Regions from separate parts of the Homo sapiens genome. Here region 1 is linked to region 2. Evidence: chromatin loops called from intact Hi-C (ENCODE). Cell type or tissue: A673. All regions are shown on one strand. Links, peaks and the distances in the headings refer to the core of each region. The heading gives the core; the rest is flanking DNA.

Region 1 (2,919 bases), core at 121-2,620, 360 kb after region 2:
CACGAAGATCAGTGCTGGCATTTACTAATTCCTCAATAAAGTAGCTATAAATAGGAGGAGTTACTAATTGGCTATTGATAGGAAGAATAAAAATCATGATAGTGATGGTATAAGTATTTACCTGGGACAAGGGGCTTCCTTATTTGGCTAAATTATCTAAAATGCATAGGAAGAATAGAACTTTTAGTTGGCTATTTTTCTTTTATCTATCTATCTATCTATCTATCTATCTATCTATCTATCTATCTATCATCTCGTTCTATTGCCCAGACTGGAGTGCAGAGGTGCAATCATAGCTCACTGCAGCCTAGAACTCCTGGGCTCATGCAATTGTCTCACCTCAGCCTCCTAAGTCGCTGGGACCAGAGGTGTACGTTACCACACCTGGCTGGCTATTTTTTTCACATTCTGGTGTCAAACACAGAATGTTTCCTGATTTTGTTGTCTAAGATATTTTAGACACATATTAATCCATTTCAAAGATTAAAATATACTTTAATTTTTCTTTTTTTTTTTTGAGACAGAGTCTCCCTGTCGCCCAGGCTACAGTGCAGTGGCATGATCTCGGCTCACTGCAACCTCCGCCTCCCGGGTTCAAGTGATTCTTCTGCCTCAGTCTCCTAAGTAGCTGGGACTACAGGCGCGTGCCACCATGCCCAGCTAGTTCTTGTATTTTTAGTAGAGATGGGGTTTCACCATATTGGCCAGGCTGGTCTCGAACTCCCGACCTCATGATCCACCCACCTCAGCCTCTCAAAGTGCTGGGATTACAGGCATGAGCTACCGCGCCCAGCTACTTCAATATTTCTATAGATGCCTAATTCCTGAAGGGCTTTAGGGTCATGATATCCAATGACTGTAGATGTGAAAGTTTTAGAAAATGTATCCTAAGCACAGAGCAAACTCTAAATATTCAGTTAGTTAAATGCCAAACTTATCTTGTTTCTTTCTCTGAAAACTGTAATGCTGACAAAATTCCAGATAACTTAAAGCATCTGACAGTTCAGTTCTGAAGTTTAACTATTGCATTGTAACTATAATTTTGCTCACTAACTGTGTAGAAGGTAAGTTTTCCAGATCTAAAAAATTGTTAGCTAATGAAACAAAGTAAATAGAGTTTCCAGTGAATTAAATAACTTCATGTTATATTTCTAAGAATTTTACTCACAATGGCCACAGGGTCATTGCTGCGAGTTGCGGCCAGGCTGAACTTCTTCACGTGAGTGTTGGTCTCCAGAGCCTTTGCAAATTCCCTCAGGGTTGGAATTGGAATGTTCTAAGACAGAGAGGACATGGCTAGTTGATGAACCATTGTATGGCACACTCTTGCCAAGGTAAGAACCCACAACCTTTAAATACCAGGTATGTGTAGATAAATACACGATATCCCTTCTAAATGAGGGTCATTACCTAGCCTTCAGCAACCAAGCTATCCTGAGCTAACAGCACCACTTAGTGTCCAATAGGGGAATCTAAACTACCACTATGGTACCTCTGAGTGTCGTCTTTCTGTTTTCCCTAACCAAGAAAGTATGCAGATACTATACTTCCCTCTTTTTATTTTTCACTCTGTATTCTAGCCAGACTGACGTATTTGCCACTGTTTTAATATACCAAAGTCGTTCTCTTTTTCAGACCTTTATATATGCTTTCCCCTTAGCCTGGAAATTCCTTTTGTCCTTTTCTCTTTCAAGACTCAGATGTAATATCATCTCCTTTGTTTACTGGATCTCCTAGGTAGCATTAAAATTTTTCTTTCTTGCAATTCAATGATATTTGGTGGCTCACCACATCATGTTATAATTATCTGTTTAGTGTTTTTCTCCTAATATAATTGTTTTCAGAGTAAAGACTGAATAAATCTTATTTATCTTTGTAGTCCTTTTTCTAGATCATTTAGCACAGTAATGACCACTGGGGAAGGAGACAATGTGGGGTGCAGTTAGAAGTGGAGAAGAGTCCTGGCTGCACTACAGACTAACTCTATGACGTTAACAACTCTTTAAGTCCAACTAATAATTAAATGAGATAATAAATTCCAAGTATTTAGTAAAGGACATGGCACATAGTAAGTACTCAATAAAAGTTGGTTATTATTAAATGCTAAGAATTGGCCCCAAAAGAATAAACAAAAGAGACTTCAGGTAATGTTTACACACACACACACACACACTCTCTCTCTCTCTCTCTCTCCTACTCTTTCCCTTTGAGAGTGGCATGACTTATTATCAAATTGAATAAAGTGGAAGTGACAACATGTGACTTCAGAAACCAGGTCATAACAGGTATTGTGGCTTCCTGCTTTCTCATCTCTCTGTCTTGGATCACTCGCTCTGGGGAGCCACATGGTGAGAAATGGAGGCCTCCTGCCAACAGCCGCATGAATCTGCCATCTTGGAACTGGATCCTCCTGCCCCAGGCAAGCCTGGTACTGCAGCCCTGGATGACAACTTCACTACCATCTCATTTGAGACCCTGAGCCACACTATCCAGCTAGCCACTACCAGATTCCTGACACTGAAAAATTGTGTGTGAAATAATAAATGTCTGTTGTTTGAAGCCTCTAAGTTTTGGAGTAATTTGTTACTCAGCAATAGATATAACTAATGTACTATGCTTAACTCAGGTATGGTGATTCTTTTCAAATAATTATAGAAATCACTGTTTTCCAAAACCCACTTCTTTTGAATAGGATACCTTGACTCCAACTCAGTGACTACAAAGAACTGCAAACAGGTGTGAAAACAAGCAATAGGTCATCTCTGGTAAGTTTTCTGACCTCATGATAAATTAACTGACTGATGATAATCACAATGAAATACCTTAATGTTGTTGAGGTTGACTTCTTGCAAGCTAGGATCATTGGCTTTCATCTGCTGCAGGCTTATTTCCACATTTGTGGGATTTGGTGGTTCCTCA
Region 2 (2,852 bases), core at 1-2,500:
TGACGTTTGACAAAAATGAAAACATGGCTGCCAAAAAGAAGTCTGTTGCTATGCACACCAACTACCTGTCGGCCTGCAGCTTCACCAACTCTGACATGCAGGTAAATAGGCAGCCCCCGGTGTCAGGTTGACCTGCCAAGGAGCACTAAAGAGGAGCTGAGAGGAGAGGAAGCTTTCGGCGTCTCTCTGAACAAGATGGCTGTGCTCCAGTAGTTTGCTCTAAGAGGAAGCTCCTATTGTTTCTCATTAGTTATTATTATTTTAATAACATGAGAAGGTTGGGGCTAGTGATTGTTGGTAGTGTTGAGATAAAACTGCATGGCATATTGAAAATCCTCCTCTGATTGACTTGGCGAGGGTGGGAGTGGAGCAGGGAACCCCCTGGGGTGCAGGCAGTTACTGTGCCCTGGTCTGCGTGCTAACGTGTGTAAAGCTTCACTGAGCTGTCGGGCTTCAGAGCTGTGCACTGCATGCATCTCACTTTACAGTCCTGTTTTAACCAATGCAAAAAGAAAATGCTTCACCATATTAAATCTTTGCTCTACTTTAAATACACTACAGTGAAAACAACACAACCTTTATCACTTTAAGTTTTCTTTAGCAAGTGGTGAAAGCACCGCATCGTTTATTTATTCACACTTATTCAGCAAACCTTCTCAGTACCTACTACCCATATTGCCAGATACCACGTGGCTCTGGGGCCAAAAGCTCAGTCTTGGCCCTCAGGGACCTTCATGAAAACCAATAATGGTTGGACAGTGGGGGAACTGGGGAGCTCCGAGCAGGAGGGGTTGGTCACAGACTTGCTGCTGCCAGTGAAGAGGGACCGCTGCCACTCCAGGCGGCCACAGAGTGTGAGGGAGCACAGTGGGAGGCAGGCAGCCGAGAGGTGGGTGGGGCCAGATCCCAGGGCTCCCTGAGTGCCTGGGCTGGACCCTGTAGGTGACGGGAGCCCTTGCAGGGGTGAGTCAGATTTTGGTTTGTTTAAAAGAGAAAAGTGTCTGAGTTAGATTAAAGCCTTCCATAGTTTACTCTGGCTTCAGTGAATTGATGTCAGGAGGGATGGGGAGGTTAGAGGCAGGGAGGTCAGGTGGCTGGGTAATTGTTCAATTGCTGACTGGAGGGATGTTGGGACTTGCAGTGTCACCATTGTGCCCCTGTTGTTTACACCTATTATTTGAGCCTAACCAGGAATCTTGCAGACTTGTTCACCAGGGGGCGCTGTGGCCACTGACTGGTGCAGTGGCCAAAATGAGATGTCTTTGGGCCTGAGGCAAACCAAAGCAACAGAGGACATTTAGGCTGGATGAAGGCAGGCTCAGGGGGCTACCACGACCATCAGGCATCTGAAGCCCCTCTGTGGAGACCCATCAGACTCGCTCTGTGTTGCCCCGGGGCAGGGTTGGGGATGAAAGGGGGCACCAGTAGGTGAGAAAGTGCTTTCTTTTCCAACAAGCAGCTTAGCCGGAGATAAAGGGAAGTCACAGCTGGCTACCTCGGCGGGGACGCGGCCTGGGAGGCAGGGTAGGTCAAGGGTGGCTCTGGAGGCAGACAGCAGGATTGGATCTTGGCTCCGCTGTGTTCTAGCTGGTGATCCTAGACAGCGTTTGAATTTCTGCGTGCTTCATTTTTCTCACCTGCACATGAGGATAGTAAAGTAGTAAATCTGTCCTGCATAAGGTTTTCTGAGGCTTAAATTAGATGATTCATGTACATAGTGTAGTCCCTGGTAAATATCAGTAAGCGTTAACTCTTATTATTTGTTTGTTTGTTTGTTTGTTTTTTGAGACAGGGTCTCACTCTAGTACCCAGGCTGGAGTACAGTGGCACAGTCTGGGCTCACTGAAGCCTCCACCACCCAGGCTCAAGTGATTCTCCTGCCTCAGCCTCCCAAGTAGCTGGTAGGCCTGTAGTGGGTCTGCAAGCACACGCCACCATGCCTGGCTAATTTTTGTATTTTTTGTAGTGATGGGGTCTTGGTGTGTTGCCCTGGCTGATCTTGAACTCCAGAGCTCAAGCAATCCACTTGCCTTTGCCTCCCAAAGTGCTGGGATTATAGGCGTGAGCCACTGCACCCAGCCAATTTTATTATTATTAACACAAAGCTTCATGGATGATGCTGATACATGGCCTAGTTTGGGTACTACTGAACTCATGAACCTCCAGCTTTCTTCAATCCCTGGGATCTAGGTTGATAAAAGAGAAACTCAAGCGGCTGGTATGAGACTATGGTATTAAACTTACAAATTCTCTGCATTCCAGAACAAATGAGTGACAATGAGTTAGGGGTTCTGTTTAATGCATTTATATGAATAAATGTTTGGTCTTTAAACTTTATTTTTACTTATATTATAATGAAGATCAGAAACACAAAATTGAAAAGTATTAGAAATCTACTTTTAACTTTTAAAAACTATTCATTTCTTTGATCAAACAGTATGGTATGAAAATTTCCTAAATTAAAGAGCAAGACTGGGGTAGTTGCTTAAAGAAAATTGTTTGGACCTGGTGTCTCAAAATAAACTGTAAGTTACTGCAAGTGTTATTAGGAAAGCAGTGAGTTGGAACAGCCACTAGTGGGTGTGGGCCAGGAGAGATTGAGGGAATTTGAGCATCCAACAAAATATGAGTACCCAAATTTCAGCCTCGGTTCAGGTTTTGTGTGTCCATAAGCTACTTTGCTAGCTTAAGTCATCTTGTTGGATGTATGCAGGCCTCCTGAGGGAAGTCAAGGCTGGAGGGGGTCCTGTGGACAGCCAGTGGGTGCAACACCAGGGCGGGAGCAGATTCCCCTCCTTGTAATTTGTTCCTTCCCTGCAAAAAAAGAAAAAAAAATGAGTTTTTTTTTTTTT

What was found. A loop is a pair of places that touch in the nucleus more often than their neighbours do. Peaks named below come from ENCODE experiments on the same cell type or tissue, not always from the same donor. Only the 100,000 strongest peaks of a DNase experiment are listed, where the experiment ranks them.
Region 1: a loop joins it to region 2, with 2.3 times the contacts of the local background. A loop is called at or near these places in 5 of 110 quality-filtered maps.

Annotation. Positions count from the first base shown.
Region 1 is chr15:51,781,078-51,783,996 of GRCh38, reverse strand. TMOD2 (tropomodulin 2) reads right to left here. Exons shown (of 10, transcript NM_014548.4): 6 at 2,823-2,919; 7 at 1,169-1,276. Among named protein-coding and RNA genes, the nearest start is that of TMOD2, 31 kb to the right of the region's middle. In A673, for the core only: a CTCF peak has its summit at 1,468; a DNase peak (open chromatin) is centred at 1,426.
Region 2 is chr15:52,138,389-52,141,240 of GRCh38, reverse strand. GNB5 (G protein subunit beta 5) reads left to right here. Exons shown (of 13, transcript NM_016194.4): 7 at 1-101. Among named protein-coding and RNA genes, the nearest start is that of BCL2L10, 27 kb to the right of the region's middle. RefSeq lists an enhancer at 1,277-1,376. In A673, for the core only: CTCF peaks have their summits at 1,012 and 1,212 (motif pointing right); a DNase peak (open chromatin) is centred at 1,220; H3K27ac peaks cover 960 bases.